2 separate regions of the Homo sapiens genome follow, and region 1 is linked to region 2. Evidence: read pairs that join two places in POLR2A ChIA-PET (ENCODE). Cell type or tissue: PC-9. All regions are shown on one strand. Each heading gives the region's core, and the rest is flanking DNA. Links, peaks and the distances in the headings are about the cores only.

The links. Peaks named below come from ENCODE experiments on the same cell type or tissue, not always from the same donor. Only the 100,000 strongest peaks of a DNase experiment are listed, where the experiment ranks them.
Region 1: POLR2A ChIA-PET joins it to region 2 with 8 read pairs; 3 of 35 experiments call an interaction of 5 or more read pairs at or near these places.

The regions. Positions count from the first base shown.
Region 1 is chr3:149,220,716-149,223,644 of GRCh38, forward strand. CP (ceruloplasmin) reads right to left here and starts at 1,114. Exons shown (of 19, transcript NM_000096.4): 1 at 932-1,114. The coding sequence starts at 1,077. In PC-9, for the core only: no CTCF peak of the experiment used is centred there; a DNase peak (open chromatin) is centred at 1,236.
Region 2 is chr3:149,313,840-149,316,768 of GRCh38, forward strand. All of the region lies in intron 1 of TM4SF18-AS1 (TM4SF18 antisense RNA 1), which reads left to right. Among named protein-coding and RNA genes, the nearest start is that of TM4SF18, 18 kb to the right of the region's middle. In PC-9, for the core only: no CTCF peak of the experiment used is centred there; a DNase peak (open chromatin) is centred at 1,462; H3K27ac peaks cover 2,042 bases.

The DNA of each region.
Region 1 (2,929 bases), core at 256-2,755, 93 kb before region 2:
TTTAGCTGTTTTTTAAAGATATAATCTTGGCAGCTGATGGTCATTGGGCTTGTTTGTGTTTTATTACCACTGAAATACATTTTAATGTAGTGAATATTGATTTTGAATTCCAAGTTCCCATTTGGTGGTTAATGTTTAATTAACATCATTAAAAGTGAAGACCTCAGTATAGATAAACTTCTGTACAAAAAACTTCAAGGAGAACTAAACTTTTTGTTTTACTGTGTAGTGAATATTGCTTTCAATAAGGGGATTTTCCAACTGAAAAATGAAGACATTTAAGTTACATGGAGCTTTTTGAGGACCATCCTAATAAGTACCTGACATTTTTTTATGCACATATGTGCCAAGCATTGTACTAAGAGCTTTACATGCACCCGCTCTTTAAATAACCCTATGAGCTATGCTTATTATCCTCATTTTACAAATTAGGACCCTGAAGCTGTGAAAGATTAACCTACTTAACTGTCTGGAGTCTCTCAATAAATATCAGGCAGGATCTTATTTGCTAAAATTGTATTTTATTTCTATAAGTGATGTTTTGAAAGATATAAAAAAATTTTATGCCTATCATGAATAACCATTAAATGGTGCAATAAACATAACATTGTATACAGTAATTGTTTAAATGAAAGAACTTCTGCATAAACACATAAAAAGACAGATTCCTAATCGGAGATGCAGTTACGACCATGGGAGGTAGTAAGATGTGAACACAGATCCCCAGGAACAACAGGAAAGAAGCAGGGTAGTCCACCAAATAAAAAATATACAGGAATATAAAGGAGATTGATTCAAGTGTCTTGGGTTTCAAGCCCACATTTTGCAGTTTCTGTATATAAGAAATTTTAAAAATATTTCATCTTATTGGCTCTATCCTTTAAAAATAACTTAAAATTTTGGTCTATAAACAATAAAAATAGTGACTTACGTGTCAACAGAAATAAGTTTCTTTTCCCCATGGTCAGAGGCATAATCCCAAGTCGTTTCAATAATTCCAATGTAATAATGCTTTTCTTTCGCCCAGGCTGGGGTACTACATAAAAACAGAAAAATACCAAGTATCAAAATCTTCATTTTTTTCCCCTTCTTGGAGCCTGAGAAGAAATGAAGTAAAATCAGGAGCAGGCAATTTTATAAATAAGACTTTCTTCCTTATTTGCTTGATTGACACAATTTAGTGTTGCACAAGAGTAAATTGTTTCATTAAAGCAAATATTTTCCAATTCAGTTAAGTTCTCGTAAACCACCAAAAAAACAGTTCTTGGTTGCCAGGCTTCTCTGACTGAAAATAAAAAGTCAACAGTTATTGTTGGAGGCATTAGGGTGTGCATAACTCTGTGCCTTTTTCCATTCATTGTGTAAATTCCAGGAGGGCAGAGAACGTGTCTAAATGCTCCCTTTGTTCCTCTGACAATATGTCACAGCACAGTGTCCTGCAAACAGTGCACTTTTAGTAAATCAGGATAAGAATTATGTAAAATGAATCAAAACATGTAGCTTTTTACTACAGTCATTCTTAATGACAGGGATACGTTCTGAGAAATGCATTGTTAGGCTATTTTGTCATTGTGTGACTATCACAGAGTGTACTTACACAGACTTATATGATATAGCCTACTATACATCTAGGTAGGCTATATGGTATACCTATTGCTCCTAGGCTACAAACCTGTACAGTCTATAACTATGCTGAATGCTATAGACAATTGTAACACAATGATATTTCTGTATCTATACATATGCAAACATAGAAAATGTACAGTAAAAATATGTTATTATAATCTTATGGGACCACCATCACATATGCAGTTTGTCATTTACTCAAACATTATTATGTGGTGCATGACTATTTCTAAAAGTCTAACAAATGATTAATTGCAGCTTTATGATATGAAACATGATATCTAGCATGCCAAATTTAAGTAAACAAAAATAAGAATTTAATTTGGAAGAATTTATCTGTTTTATGAGCTTGGACCAAATCTGCATAAAAACTTTACCAGATCATTCTGTATTGCTATATGCAAATAACTAGCAGAGCCTAACAGGGGCTAATAACTTTGTTTTAATCATCAAATAAACAAACCATAACTAAACCTGTCTTCAGAGGCAAAGATTAGTCTTAGTAAATAGAAAGTACCCCAGTTTATCATTAGACTGAAATTTTTCTCTTTGAAGTGGATATGAATTTTAAGGTGGAAGACTTTTTCTTAAAACCCTGTTTTTAGTCAGGAAGTATATGTCTAAAAGTATGAAATGGCTTTTTTTTTTAGCTGAAGAAAATCCTGATAACAGTTGACACTTTGTGTTAGTATAATTTTTTTTCTCTCAAATACCTCAAAACGTTGTGTATTTGCTGAAGGCCACTTGTTGAAATAGATTGGTATAGAAGAAAGCATGCGATATTTGAACAATTCCTTCATTTAGGAAATATTATTGAATGAGCCAAGTTCTGTTCTACTCACTGGGAATACAGCAGTCTGTGCCAAGTTCTGTTCTACTCACTGGGAATACCGCAGAGAACAAAACACCTACCATCATGCAACTTACATTCTACTTGGGGAAACTGAAAATATAAAAATGAAAAATGAAATACACAATATTAGTGGTGAATGCTATGGAGAAAAATAAAGCAGAGAAGGAGAATAAGGAGTGCTAGGGAAAAATCTGATGCTACCAAATGACCTCAAGTAAGATACTTCAGCCCAGCTTCAGTTTCCTCATCTGAAAATCTCAGGTTAATTGAAATGACCTATGTTAAGGCAGACAGTGGAGGAGCTTCTCTCACCAGCTGGTAATAATCTTAACTAAATGGCTTGGTACAGAAAACTGAATCATGTTGCCCAGGATGCCCCAAGGCCTCCTTCTAGGACTGCCTTGAACAATTGTGCCGTCATGTCCACTGAGAGGACTGACGAAGGACTAA
Region 2 (2,929 bases), core at 264-2,763:
CACCCTATTCAATAAATGCTGCTGGGATAACTGGCTAACCATGTGCAGAAGAATAAAACTGGACCCTTATCTGTCACTACATACAAAAATTAACTCAAAATGGATTAAAGACTTAAATGTAAGACCTGAAACTATAAAAATTATAAAATTAAACCTAGGAAATGCTCTTTTAGACATTGGCCTACGCAAATAATTTATGATGAAGACCCTTAAAGCAAGTGCAACAAAATAAAAAATAGACAAATGGGACTTAATTAAACGAAGAGCTTCTGCACAGCAAAAGAAACTATCAACAGTGTAAACAGACAACCTACAGAATGGGAGAAAATATTTTCAAACTACGCATCTGGCAAAGATCTAATATCCAGAATCTATTAGAAACTTAAATGAATCAACAAGAAAAAACCAAAAACCTCATTTAAAAGTGGTCAAAGAACATGATCAGACACTTCTCAAAATAAGACATACAAGTGGCCAACAAACATATGAAAAAATGCTCAACATCACTAATCATCAGAGAGATGCAAATCAAAACCACAATGAGATATCATCTCACACTAGTCAGAATGGCTATTATTAAAAAGTCAAAAAATAATGGATGTTGGTGAGGTTACAGAGAAAAGGGAATGCTTATACATTGTTGGTGGGAATGCAAATTAGTTCAGCCCTTGTGGAAAGCAGTTAGGAGATTTCTCAAAAAACTAAGAATAGAACTACCATTTGACCCAGCAATCCCGTTACTGAGTATATACCCAAAGGAAAATAAATTGTTCTACAAAAAAGACATGTGCACATGTATATTCATTGCAGCACTATTTACAATAACAAAGACATGGAATTATCCTAAAAATTCATCAATGGGAGAGTGGATAAAGAAACTGTTGCACATATATACCATGAAATACTATGCAGCCATTAAAAAAATGATTTCATGTCATTTGCAGCAAGATGAATGCAACTGGAGGCCATTATCCTAAGCGAATTAATGCAGAAACAGAAAAACAAATATTGCATGTTCTCACTTATAAGTGAGAGCTAAATCTTTGGTTCACTCGGACATAAAGATGGAAACAGACACTGAGGACTCCAGAAGGAGGGAGGAAGGGAGTGGGGCAAGGGCTGCAAAACTTCCTGTTGGGTACTATGTTCACTAACTGGGTAATGGAATCAATAGCAGCCTCACCCTCAGCATCATGCAATATACCATTATAACAAACCTGCACATATACCCCCGATCTAAAACTCAAATGGAAAATAAATTTAAAAAATAAAAACGTATTTGCTCTCTATCTTTCATGTAAGAGACTTTCATCAGATGTCTAGGACACTTGACTATTTACTTGTATTAATGAGTCAAGAAAAGTGCTGCTTGGAAACTCAGAGTGAGCTTTGAGCTTATTTCCTCTGAATTTCACTGTGTGCGAATTGGGTGAATCATTGACTGAGGAATTTCAAATGCCAAGATATTCGTTTCTTTCTGCTTCTGTGAAAAATAACCACAGACTTAGTGACCAAACAACACAACTTTATTATCTGCAGTATCTGCAGTTCTAAAGAGCAAAAATCCAGAATCAGTTTCACTGGACTAAAAAAAAGGTGTTGGCAGGCTTGTGTTCTTCTGGCAGCTCTAGGGTGAGAATCTGTTTCCTTGTCTTTTCCAGTTACTAGAGGCCACGCACTCCTTGGTTAGTGCCCCTTCCTTCATGTTCAATGCCAGCAGTGTAGTAACTTCTGTCTTCTCTGATTCCTACTTCCATCTTTACATCTTTTCTCTCTGAATCTAATACTGTTACCTCCCTCTATATGGACTGTATGATTACACTGGGCTCCCCTGGAAAATCCAGGAACCCTCCCACCCCCCCATTTTAAGATCCTTAACTTAATCACAACTGCAAAATCCATTTCCATCCTTTCCTGTGTAACATATTCACAGGTCCCATGGATTAGGATATGGCATTTTGTCGGGGCTGTTATTTAGCCTACTACAGCTAATATCTAAAATTTTCCCTCATACTGGCCAGACTTGCTAGAGAGTCTCCAGCTGGGAAGGTCAAACTCTGACTGGCCACCAGCGTTCTGAGATCTGAGTGGGTTAAGAGGGCTTTGTGGGAGGAGTGCCTCAGCATTCATCCTTCAGGATATACCAGTTACTTAATTCTTCTGATTTTGGGGTTTATATTCATATCTTTAGTGAATCTAGTTTCCTTCAACTCAGAGAAGACCGTCTATTTTACCCTGCCCAGAGAATTTTCAGATGCCAGTCACTTCCCAGTGGCATGGAGAGGAGAAAAGATGCAGGGACTCACAGAATTCCTGTTTTAATGGTCTTCCTTCACTTCCAGGTCCAGAGGGCTCTGATACTATCAATTTGGGAGTCTCTGGAAAATTCTGAAGTATAAATCAGGTTAGTCTTCAGCTTCCCCCACTGACAGCTCAGGATTCTCATGTTTCTTGGGTTGGTTTGATCAGTTACCTGTCATCAATATGTTTTGTAGCTTCCAAAATTTTATTGCTTTTGCCACCTCTCCTAATCTCCCCATATTTGTGGTTTTATGTCTTAAAAAAAACTTTTATTGTAAATTTAGTGTGATTTTAGGCAGCAGTGAAATTTGTGTGTGTGTGTGTGTGTGTGTTTTCATCTTAACCCAGATAAAGCATTTTATCTGAATTGATTAAGTTCCTTGGACTGACTAGGCATGGGGTGATCTCTGACCTGGGTAGCCAGGCACCACACCCAGTGCTCTTTCTAAAGTAAAAAGATTTCAGTGGCCAGGTTTGTGTATCTTGCCCTGCCTGTCCAGTTGCACACACTCAAGCATGACTCGTTAACTTAATTTCCTGCCATATATCTCGGTTCTTCTAGAACTGGAATCTTGTCCTTAATTTTCAGCTTCATCTCACAAAGCAGGAAGGAGAGCTAGCAGGATTG